Linked DNA regions of Homo sapiens: all the other regions are linked to region 3. Evidence: chromatin contacts called from ENCODE Hi-C or POLR2A ChIA-PET data. All regions are on one chromosome and are shown on one strand. The core of a region is the stretch at or near the end of the contact, and the rest is flanking DNA. Distances in the headings are between cores, read along the strand shown.

Region 1 (2,939 bases), core at 199-2,698, 2.1 Mb after region 3:
CCAGGTCCTTTTCCCCGGAGCCCGCACGTCTTGTAAGACACTGATTCCCGGAGGTCTGAGGAGCAGGAATCGAGTGGGAGGTGCCCAGGCTTTCTAGGGAACAAGAGTGTGAATGCACTCTCGACGAGAACCACGCCCCCCTGTTCGACAAGACTGATTCCTGCTGCCTTCCTTTAAGGGCCCTCCCCTGAAACGCGAAGTCCTCGCCCCATGGAGAGGCGGACATTCTTTATTCCCGGATCGCCCGACGTTTTTCTCCCCCACCCGCACTGATCCCCACTGGTGACATAAATCCTTCCCCTCCACTCGCGAGTGAAAGCTTGGGACTACATTTCCCGCCAGGCTGTTCAGAAGCCGGTGGCGGAGAGAGGAGAAAAGAGTCTTTCCGTTTCCGTCGCCTCGCAATTTGGCGTGTCCGCCGGGATTCACATTTCAACAGCGACGTCCTTTCTCTGTTGGACTCGGCAAGGAACTACATTTCCCAGCAGGCACCGGCGCAGAGGTCGAGGGGCGAGGTCGCCATCTTTTTCGTAGTCCTCTCCCTCATTTCCGCAGGGAAGAGGCCAGACGCCTGGACTACACATCCCATGTCGCAGTCGCCCCGGCCCTGCAGCCGCCATCTTTGCCGGTGGCCCCGCCCCATCCCCTTCCATTGTCTCGACTTGAGATGATAGACGGGAGCCGGGAGACTGCAACTCCCGTCAGGCCGTGCGCCACTGGTGGGGGGGATTTCGAGACCACAGGCGGGCGAGGTGCCCAAGGTGGTGGAAAGCGGAGACCGGGAGAGGCTAGGTAGCCTGCCATCTTTACGGTAGTCTCCTCGTCCTCCTGGTTCCGCCATTCTTAAGGAACACTGGAAGGCTATAAAACTACTAATCCCATCGCACCTCGTAAGATCGACTACTAGTCAGGTGTATGTCCCTCTTCCGCCATCTTGCTTGTAGTCCTCTTTCCTTTTCACCTTTCCATTGTTCCTGACGAGTAGAAATGGCAGCGGGAAGGCAGCAGATGGACTGCGACTCCCGTCAGGTACCACACACGCGGAGGGTTGTGGACAGGAGGGCGTGTGAGTGCCTGGGAAGGAGGTCGGGTCGGGGGAGAAGGCCATCTTGTTTGTAGTCATCGTTCCCTCTCCTTCTCGATGTTCTGCAACTGGGAGCCTCGGGGCAACGGGACTCTAACTCCCGGCATCCTCGGCTCCCGGCTGGGCACGCCCTCCGCCGTCCTGTTTGTAGTTCCCGCTGTCCCCAGCGTCCTATTGTTCCCCCGTAGCATCAGTGGCCGCAGGACTACAACTCCCGTCGAGCCCTGCGTGCGTTCGTCCTGGAAAGTGGAGGTGGTGGAGGAAGGAGGGGGAAGGGGGCGGGGTTCCTCTGGGAGAAGGAGGGAGTAAAGAGGGGGAGGAGGAGGAGGAGGAGGGAAGGAGGAGGGAGGGGAGGGGAGGGGGGAAGAGAGGAGGAAGGAGGAAGGAGCTGAGGAGGGATGAGAGAGGCGGCCAGGGCCCCGGGCCGTAGCAGCGCGGGGCTGGGGGACCAGGGGGGCTGAGACACCCCAACTGCCCCCTTCCCCTTTCCCTCTCCCCCTCTATCCTTTCCTTCCACCCTCCCGCTTGAGGAGGGGGATTTATTCAAATTTTATTTAAATCCCTATCTCCCGAGGGTCGCGCGCTTGGGGGAGGGGGAGAGGTCGGGGGTGCGCGCGGGCTGGGGGGGGCGGGGCCGGAGCAGCTTCCTTCACCTCCCCCTCCGCTCGCCTCGCAGCCGTAGGGCAGGGGGTCGCAGTCCAGGGGCGGGCCCAGGGGAGGGGGGCAGGTTACAGCGACCCCCCCCTCCCCGGGAACCGGCGGTGGGCGGGCTTGAACCCCGGAAACGGTGGGGGGGGCCCAGGCCTGGCACTGGACCCCTGGGCAGTGGGGTCCGGGAAGGGGCCAGTTAAAGGGCCAGGGGCGCTGGGGAGAGGCGGGGCGGGGTGGGGGGAGGGGAGCTGGGACTCGGACCCGGGACTGAGTGGGCCCCGGGCAGAAGCTGAGCACCCTGCGCCCAAGGAGCCCCCGTTGGCCTGGGGGGGCTGAGGGACTGAGCCTCCCAGAGCAGGACCTCCCCCTGGAAGGGCCGCGCCGCAGCCCGTGGGAGGGCCTCGCCCCCGGCGCCCCCCATCTCCACTCGCCGCCGTCCCGGCCTCCGCCGGAGGGAGGGGCCGAGCGCCCTCGGGGGGCCGTGGACCCCGGCGTTCTGAGCGTTCCGCGCCCCGCGCCGCCCGGCCCCCCCGCCGCCGATGGCCGCCGACCCGCCGGGAGCTGCCGAGAAGGGAGAGATGGCTCCCGGGACACGTGTGAGGTGGGTTCATGCGGCTCCTCCTCACCCCCAGACCTGGGCAGCGCCCACTCCCATTCATCCTCAGCCCGGCCTCTCTCTACCTTCCCCGCCCCCAGCCTCACCCTCTCTCTACTCCAAACTCATCTCCAGCCCTCCTTCCTATGACCTCTCCACCCTGGGGAACTGGCCCTCCTTCCTAGACCCTGCTTCCCCTTGAAAGCCCCCACCCCCGCCTGCAGTCGCCGCCCTCCAGGCCCCTCCCCTGGAGCGCTGGAGGGCCCCTTAGCCCCATGGATGGGTATGAAAGTCCCCGGAAAGGGGGAATCTGGGGTAAGACTGACTGGGAAGAGACCCTCCAGGCTTCTAATTCCACATGGGATCTTGGAGGATCTGGTTTCCATGGGAGGGGGAGCCCAAGGGATTCTAGATGATTAGGGATGAAAGCAGCCCGGGAAGCTGGGGGTCCTAGGACTGAGCCCATCCTCAGTTCTGGGAAGATGTCAGGCTGGATTCTAGAATCCCAAGGAATTTGGGAGATTGCCCAGGTGGACCTGAGGGATCCAAGAGGAGGGTGTCCTGGAGGAGGGAACCCTGTGGGGAACAAGAGGGGCTGAGATCTTGGGC
Region 2 (2,700 bases), core at 61-2,560, 2.3 Mb after region 3:
TGGCAGTAGAGAGGTAAGGGCCCCACGCCGCTCTGGACCTCAGTTTCCTCATCAGTAAAATGGGGTCCCTTAAGTTTGTGGGAGTTTGAAGGGCGGTGGGGCCTACGAAGCGCGCCGAGGAGCCGAGAGTTGCAGAAACCCGGAGCTCCTCGCTCCTCGCAACCGTCTGTACGCGGCGCCCCCGCCAGCCAGGCAGCCCCTGGAGGGCAGGACCCCGGTTATAAGCCTCAGAAAACGTGGCTTCGGAGGACGTGGCAAGGAGGACTGAACGAAGGATGAGGAGATGAACAAATGAATGGACGGAAGGCCGAATGAGGGACAAAGGCTTGCAAGATGGCGTTCTCTAGGACCGCGGGAGTGGTGGCCGGGCCTCAGCAGGGGAGGGGGCCGCCGGCGCCTGGGATCTTGCAGCGCGGGCCACGCGACCGGGACAAAAACCCAAAACATGGCGGGCTCTAGGACCCCCGGGACCACACCGCGCCGGGCCAGCAGCCGCGCGGGCCGAGCCTGGGTGTCCGCAGCCCAGAACCGCGGAGACAGCCGGCGGGTTCTAGGACCTGCTGGGCCCGCAATGCGCCCGGGGCCGCTCACAGCCCGCCCCGCCCGCGCTGCTCGCGCTGGGCCAACCCGGCCCGCCCTCGGCGCCCGCAGGGAAACTGAGGCCAGCTCGGATCGTGGCCGCGTGGGAGCTGCCCGGGGCCCTCGCGGCTTCCCGCCGACGTTTCCTACCTGATGAGACTTGTGCTGACTCCGTGGCGTCGGCGTCGGCTCCTCGCACCGACGGAGCCCGGACCCTGCCAAACAGGGGCCGGCGCTAGGACCCAGCGGGGGGCGGGGAGGTGGGACCGGTGGCGCGGCGAGCGGAAGTGAGGGATCTTCCTCAGCTAGGAAGGAAGGGAAAGTTCCCGGGGAACCTCCAGCCTATGGCGGCAGAGAAGCATCTTGCAAGAGGTCTCTGTGTGTGCTGAGGCAAGGGGACGCCAGGCAGGCTGACGGTATACGCCCGCCTTGTGTTAGTCTGGGGCCAGGTCACCGGCAATGTCTTCAAGAACCAGAAGGTGGGAGGACAAAAAGGCCATGCTCAAGCTCTGCAAAACCTAAGTCCAATTATATTCCACAACATTTCCTTTAATAGCAAGGAGTGGGTTTCACGAAGTTTTCTCCATCTGCCTTGGGAAAAGTCCTCCAGAGAGCCCCACGAAAAGTGTCACCAAAGTACTGTGGCCAGGGCTGTAGAATCTTTTTCTCCCTTTCTGCGCCTATTCAATATGCACCGGAACGATTCTAGCTGCTCTTGCCGGAAGTGTGGCTAGCTTAGCGTGCAAAGACGCCGCGTTGTGACCTACGTGGGCGGAGTCAGCCGTGCAGACCTAGAACTTAGCGCCGGAAGTGTGTCTGCGTAAAACTGCGGCTCGGAGGCGGGACAGGCAGTGCTCCCGAAGCGGAAGTTTCGCGGGGAAGCTTTTGCACCTAAGGACACTTCCTGTTTCCTAGTAACAATAGGAAGTGTCCGTAGAGCTGGGAGTAGACTCCTGGCTCATGCCAGCTGCGCCCTCTTTTCTCTACCTCCTTCCTCTTCCCCCCTTCTCCTTTCCCTCTTTCCCTTCCCTCCCACCTCCCGGGAACCCTGGCTGAGTGTGCGTGTGTGGGAGCGCGAGAGCCCCCCGACAGCCACCCCTTGGGGCGCGCGGCTGCAGTTAGGGTAAGGGTCCCAGTGCGCAGGCGCGCTCTTGTTCGCGGTCCCCAACTGACGCGCCCGCGGCGGGAAGGAGAGGGGGCCGCCGGTGCGAGGTAGGCGTCCTGAGAGGAAATTGGCAGACGAGATGAGTGAGGTCAGAGGACTTCATTGGTGGTTGACTAGGGGAGGGGACTTTTGATCAAAGGGGCTTTGTGAGGTGAGAATTCCGGGGGCAGGTTCAGTGAAGGGGTTTACGGTCGGAGACAGTTGTACTGGGGTCCCATGGGAAGAAGAGTCAGAGTTGGAGAAGGACAAGACGATGTAGGGGGCATGAGAGAGCAAGGGCTTTGGGATGAAGACCGCCTCAGTCAGGGGGTTTGCTGTTACGTGAACTAGAATAACAGGCATTGCCGTGTGTTCTGAGGATTGAGTAACACAATGAATATAGTTAGCACAGTGCCTGGCACATGGTAATATAATACTCTTCATGAGTTGCTGTCATCATCAGTATTAAGAGAGGAGGCAGAAGAAAAAAATGAGAAAGACTGGTGAGGGTAAGATCAGGAGGCATGGGAGAGAAAAGGTAGGCAATGAAGTGACATTACAACCTGGTATTGATGTTATTCCCAAGATGGAAGATAGTTTGAGTTCAAGGGAAGTAGATAAAAGAAGTCGCTAAGAGAGTCTTTTGGGGTTTTTTGTTTTTTTGAGATGGAGTCTCGCTCTGTCACCCAGGCTGGAGTGCTGTGGTGGGATCTCAGCTCACTGCAACCTCCACCTCCCAGGTTCAAGCAGTTCTTCAGCCTCAGCCTCCTGAGTAGCTAGAATTACAGGTGCCCACCACCACGCCCGGCTAATTTTTGTATTTTTAGTAGAGACAGGGTTTCACCATGTTGTCCAGGCTGGTCTTGAACTCCTGAACTCAGGTGATCCACCAGCCTCGGCCTCCCAAAGTGCTGGGATTACAGGCGTGAGCCACCACACCTGGCCCAGTTAAGAGAGTCTTAACTCTCTTAACTCTC
Region 3 (2,700 bases), core at 92-2,591:
ACTGGGATTACAGACCATGCCCAGCCTCTTTTCACTTTCTTAAATAAGCTCCCCACTGCTTTGAGGATAATGTCCGTGTCTCTTACAAGACTTGGGAGCCTTTAAAACCTGATCCCAGATTAGCTACCTCTTCCCCCCTTTAATTTTATGCTTAGGACAAGCTGAGTTTTTCTTAGTTTGTCATATCCTATTTCCCTGCCTAGAAACCCATCTCCCCCTGCCCTCTTATCAGTTTTTTTTTATAATTTAAATTTTTTTTTTTTTGTAGAGACAAAGTCTCACTTTGTTGCCTAGGCTGGTCTCAAACTCCTGGCCTTAAACGATCCTTCTGCCTCGGACTCCCAAAATGTTAGGATTACAGGTATGAGCCACTGCGCCCGGCCCTCCTGTCCCTTATCTGGGTCTCCCAAAACTGGATTAAGATTAGGTGTCACTCCCATTTGCTCTTGTAGTCCTCTGTGCTTCACCTACTAGATCTCGTCAAATTCTCTGAATTCACCACTAGCATGAACTCCTCCAGAGCAGGAAGCAGTTTAATTATCCTTGTGTCCAAAACAACTAACTGAATACTCCAATGCCCAACTCATTTTGAATGAATGAAGCTGCCTTCATTGCAGGGTCGGGTGGAGGATTTTGAACTCGGAACTTTGGCCTTCAGTCTTTGTTATTACAGTTTAAAGATTCATTCTCGGGCATGGAGGAACAATTTAGGTCAAAATCACAAAAATCTGAAATAATTTAGGACGAGGCGTAAATTTATCTGCAAAGATCAACACGCTCAAACGAATCACTAATGCTCATCAGTCTTTTACTTAAAGCAAACAAGGTGGAGGGTAGCTCCTTGCGAAACCTACCACCTGCCTAAAAGCGCAGTGGCTCGGGTGGTCCAGTCCCGGAGACTTTCTTGGCACTTAAGGCTCTGCCCACGGGCCGCCAAGTGGCGGAAGAGCCTCACGCACGACGTGCCGCCTCACACTCCCGCGGAGGCATCGCGACGCAGCGACGGCGTGGGCGGAGAGGCCGGCCCTTCCTCTGGCGCCTTCGGCTCCTCCCCCTGCGCCTCACACGCTCATTGTGAAGCGACAGCGGCCGCCGGCTTCTAAGGCGGTTTGAGACCTTAAGACCCTAAATCCTTGGCGCGCGTGAGCGCCCGCGCCGCTCCTTACCCACTCCCAGGGCTAGGGGTGCGAGGTTCACCGACTTGATTCTCTCCCACTTTCCCGCCGGGAGCTAACCGCGCCGGTGTGCGCGGCACCTCGCGCCACTGCTCGCTCCTGGCCCCCCCCCCCCCCCCCCCCCCCCGGGAGCTCCCACCCGCGCGCTCCTCCCTCTCCGCTCCCCGGCGACGCGCACGCGCGCCAGCCCGGCTCGCGCCCTCTCGCTTTCCTCCAGCCGCGAGACCCCCTCCCCTTCCGCCTCGCGGCGCTTCCTCGCGCCGCGGTCTTCTCTCTCCACCCCCGACACCGCGGGGCTCCCCCCGCCCGCCCACGGCGGGCCCCGGCTGCCCGATCCCCCTCGCTTCCCGCGCTCTCCAGCGGGGCCCCAGCCCCGGCCCCCTCTCTCCCTCCCTTCTCTCTAATTCCCCTTCCGGACGCTGCCATCATGTTGAAGCCTCAGCCGCTACAACAGCCCTCCCAGCCCCAGCAGCCGCCCCCCACGCAACAGGCCGTGGCCCGTCGGCCCCCCGGGGGCACCAGCCCTCCCAACGGCGGCCTCCCGGGGCCGCTGGCCACCTCTGCGGCTCCTCCCGGGCCTCCAGCGGCCGCCTCCCCCTGCCTGGGGCCTGTGGCCGCTGCCGGGAGCGGGCTCCGCCGGGGAGCCGAAGGCATCTTGGCGCCGCAGCCGCCGCCGCCGCAGCAACACCAGGAGAGGCCGGGGGCAGCCGCCATCGGCAGCGCCAGGTGAGAAGGGTGGGCTCCGGGCGAGGGAGCCGCGGCCACCCAGAGGCTGTGGCTCGGTTCCGGTGGGGCGGACCCCGACCCGGCACCGTCAGGGGCACCGGCTGGGTGGGGAGTCCCCGTGAAGCTGGGGGAGGGCCCCCTCAGGTCCGAACAGGTCGGACGGAAAGGGTCCCCGGGCGGCCACCGGAGCACTGAGGGGCCGCGCTCGGCTCTCGGGGCCTAGTCAGGGCTCGCAGCCCCGGCCTTCAGGGGAGGCGGGGCGCATCCCGCCGGCGCCGTCGGAACGGGGAGTTGGGGGGGGGCAAGGAGCTGATCGGGGTCCCCGGTTCCATTACCACGAAGGGTCTCGCGGTCCCCGGCTTCAGCCAATGGGGAGTCTGCTGCGGGAAGGGGTCCCCGGCCGTAGCCAATGGAGGGGGGCGCGCGGCCCACAGTTTGGCCAATGGGGAGGGAGGGACTTGGGAGCGGGTTGCTGCCTCCCCCTTCCCGGTCTGGCCAGTAGGAGGGGAGCGAGGTGGGCGGGGGGACGGAAGGAGGGATGACTGGGAGGACTGCGGGCCGGGAGCCTCTGGCGCGCGCGCCCCCTTCCCGTACGTGCGCGTGGATGCTCGGTCTCATGACCCGGGCATTCGCGCGCCCCGGGAACACCTAGGGCAGGGACTAGTTCGTGGAGGGGCTCGTCTGGTGGCAGTGCATGAGTAGTGGAGGCCCTGCTCAGTTTTTCCTGTGCGAGTGTGTGTGTGTTAATGGAATTAAGAGTGGCAGCACACGCAGGCGCAGTGGGCTCTGATCGCTGGAG
Region 4 (2,700 bases), core at 128-2,627, 2.6 Mb after region 3:
CCACCAAGCATCAGGTTTCCGGACTTTGTGACTGTGCTGGTGCCGCAGCAGATTCCAACTGTGCACAAAACTCTTACTACAAACAAGGCACTTAGAGGCCTTCTCACCCATGTGGAGCGCAGGTGCTGCAACAGGGTGGAGCCAAGGCTGAGACTCTTGCCGCAGTCCCCTCAGCGGTAAGGCTTTTAGCGGTGTGAGCGCGCTGGTGCTGGATCAGGTTGGAGCTGACGCTGAAAGTCTTACCACACTAGGCACAGGCATAGGGCCGAAGCGATGGTCACACTCGGGGCAGGAGTACGGCTTTTCACCGGTGTGTACCCAGTGGTGCTTAACCAGATCAGAGCCACATCGGAAGCTTCTGCCATAACCCGGACAACGGTAAGGCTTGTCACCAGAGGGGCTGCCTTGGTGGTGAATGAAGCCGGGGAGGCAGGCTGTGGTCAGTCCACATTTCCGGCACTCGCAGGTTTTGGGGCTTGTAGACGGTTGCTCTTGGCAAAGGCTTCTTCCTCCCCAGGGCTAGAGCCTGACCATTTTCCGGGCGGGCAGCTGCCCCGACCACACCAGGAAGGGCTGCTCAGGCGGAGCCACCTCGCAATCCAGGGGTGACCTGGGGGCTCCCCGGGACGCGAATGTCCCGCTCCCCCGCCGCCCCGCCCCGTCCGGATTCTCCCTCGCCTCTTCTGGCGCGGCCGACTGCGCTGCGAGTGAAGAACTCCCCGTTTCCTAGATGCCAGCTCCTGAGCTCACGAGCACGTCCAGAGCGGAGGACACTCGGGACACCGGGGTCCAGCTCCGGAAACGGAAAATTCCACAAGCCCGTCACTCTAGGAAGCGGCAGCGAACGTTCTCGGTAGGTTTAACCCTCTTCTTCCTCTGACCGAGCGAGGGCTCCCCGTCTGCGGCGCGGTCAGGACCCCGCACTTTCGGCCCGGCTCGGGGTTCTCGGAGTCCGTCCCAAGGCCGGGCCGCACCACCGCTGGGGGGCAGCGAAGCGAGCCTAGAGGAGAAAAGGCGGTCCCCGCCGAGTGCACGCCGGGGGCGGGGCACGGCACGAAGGCTCCGTGGTCGGACTTCTGGGCTGTTCGGAGGCCCTGGCCCACCTGGAGGGCCCTGGAAGAGTTTCCAGCGCTTCCCGAGGTAGGCGTGAGAAGCTCGACGCGGACCACATCTCCCTCATGCACCGCCCGCACGTCCCAGGATGCGCTGCGATTAAGGTACTGCCGCGCCTCGTGTGCAAGGACAGACTTCCGGGGTCGAGAACTACAACTTCCGACTTGCATCACTGCGGTGGCGCTAAACAGCGTCAGCGAGGCGGTGCCCGACGATTTCCCTGTCTTCCAGTTCCGCTCCCTGGGATCAGCGGCGAGAAGCGGGGCGGAGTCTGAGGCCCGAGCCAAGATGGCGGCTGCGAAGCCAACCCTCACGGACTCGCTCTCGTTCTGCCTCGCGCAGCTCGCGGCGGCGGCCGGGGAGGCTCTGGGTGGGGAAAAGGACCCAGCGACCAACGAGACACCCCTGAGCCGCGCGCTCCTAGCCCTCCGCACGCGCCACATCAAGGCAGCGGGGGGAATCGAGCGCTTCCGGGCACGCGGCGGGCTCCGCCCCCTACTCGCGCTGCTACGGCGAGCGGCTGCAGCGGGTTCCGCCCCGTCCCAGGCAGGCCCCGGCTCCGCCCCCTCGTCGGCCGCGTCGGGAGCTTCTAGCCCCGCCCCCGCGTCGGGCCCCGCCCCCTCCGCTGTGTCGTCGTCTAGTCCTACGCCGCCAGTGCGCCTGCGCAAGACGCTGGACTTGGCGCTCAGCATCCTAGCCGATTGCTGTACGGAAGGGGCGTGCCGGACCGAAGTGCGCAGACTCGGAGGCATACTCCCTTTGGGTAAGTGCTCCGCCCCCGTTTCCTAGAAAGATTAGGTTTGCAACTCCCTTGCTCTCTAGACCCGGGCAGTCTGGAGTTCTTTGTGTCCTATCCCGGAATAACGTGCTTTGTGATGGCGCATCGCTCCTGTTTCTCAATCTGTTGTGCCCCGTGACGTCACTGCACTCTCTATAGATGAGAGAGAGCCCTCCCAGACCAGATAATTGTAGCCATTATCTAGGAATTGGTTGTTGAGGACTTCTTTCGAAGCTGGACTAGCGGAGGCCAAAGAGTTATTTGGTGATTTTTTCAGATGATTCTTACCGTCCAGTTATGATGTTCATAGCAGACATTCAGTGCCCAACTATGTGTCCGGCCCTGTGCAAGGTTCTGAAGCCCCACTGATGAGCTGGAAGGTGTAGTGGTTCAGAAAGGGAGATCTGCAAAAGTCACCTAACCCCTCCGAGGCTAGGATTCCTTGTAAAATGGGGCAATAATAGCTACCTAAAAAAATCAGAGTGGGGAGAAAACGAAGTACAAATATGGCACGAATATGCAAATATTCTAAGCATGATACGTATTTCAAGTTATTAAAAACTAGCATAAGCTGGGTGCAGTGGTACGCGCCTGTAGTTCCAGCTATTTGGGAGGCTGAGGCGGGAGGATCCCTTGAGCCTAGGAGGTTGAGGCTGCAGTGAACAATGACTGCCTGTGAATAGCCACTGCATTCCAGCCTGGGCAACGTAACAAGACCTCGTATCTTAGAAAACCAAACAAATCAGTAGTCGCTTAGGAAGCAGGAAAAAATAAATAAAAATAATTAAAACCAGCACAGTAAGAACAAA

Evidence for each region. A loop is a pair of places that touch in the nucleus more often than their neighbours do. ChIA-PET counts read pairs that join two places held with the same protein, here RNA polymerase II (POLR2A). Pooled maps may share reads with other maps.
Region 1: a pooled map shows a loop between it and region 3 (29-fold over the local background). The contact joins the promoter of FBXL19 here to the promoter of ATXN2L in region 3. A Hi-C loop is called at or near these places in 9 of 50 pooled maps.
Region 2: a pooled map shows a loop between it and region 3 (10-fold over the local background). The contact joins the promoter of ZNF668 here to the promoter of ATXN2L in region 3. A Hi-C loop is called at or near these places in 6 of 50 pooled maps.
Region 4: a map of CD8-positive, alpha-beta T cell shows a loop between it and region 3 (24-fold over the local background). The contact joins the promoter of ARMC5 here to the promoter of ATXN2L in region 3. A Hi-C loop is called at or near these places in 3 of 168 maps with a recorded cell type or tissue (CD8-positive, alpha-beta T cell, ascending aorta and naive thymus-derived CD4-positive, alpha-beta T cell), 1 of 37 single-sample maps with no recorded cell type and 8 of 50 pooled maps. POLR2A ChIA-PET finds 5 or more read pairs at or near these places in 1 of 52 experiments (BJ).

What each region holds. Positions count from the first base shown.
Region 1 is chr16:30,922,124-30,925,062 of GRCh38, forward strand. It overlaps FBXL19 (F-box and leucine rich repeat protein 19), which reads left to right and starts at 1,449. Exons shown (of 11, transcript NM_001382779.1): 1 at 1,449-2,336. It overlaps FBXL19-AS1 (FBXL19 antisense RNA 1), which reads right to left and starts at 1,146. Exons shown (of 1, transcript NR_024348.1): 1 at 1-1,146. RefSeq lists enhancers at 1-487, 228-1,047, 488-1,455, 1,078-1,167, 1,208-1,367.
Region 2 is chr16:31,072,930-31,075,629 of GRCh38, forward strand. ZNF668 (zinc finger protein 668) reads right to left here and starts at 1,311. Exons shown (of 3, transcript NM_024706.5): 1 at 730-1,311. It overlaps ZNF646 (zinc finger protein 646), which reads left to right and starts at 1,493. Exons shown (of 3, transcript NM_014699.4): 1 at 1,493-1,702. RefSeq lists enhancers at 187-987, 279-573, 1,193-1,726, 1,232-1,371, 1,727-2,259 and a silencer at 462-921.
Region 3 is chr16:28,821,658-28,824,357 of GRCh38, forward strand. It overlaps ATXN2L (ataxin 2 like), which reads left to right and starts at 1,342. Exons shown (of 22, transcript NM_007245.4): 1 at 1,342-1,901. The coding sequence starts at 1,603. LOC124903672 (a long non-coding RNA gene) reads right to left here and starts at 2,385. Exons shown (of 2, transcript XR_007065042.1): 1 at 2,237-2,385. RefSeq lists enhancers at 621-1,357, 869-1,078 and a silencer at 1,399-2,548.
Region 4 is chr16:31,458,124-31,460,823 of GRCh38, forward strand. It overlaps ARMC5 (armadillo repeat containing 5), which reads left to right and starts at 1,378. Exons shown (of 6, transcript NM_001105247.2): 1 at 1,378-1,876. The coding sequence starts at 1,402. RefSeq lists enhancers at 508-1,048, 1,047-1,386 and a silencer at 1,577-1,926.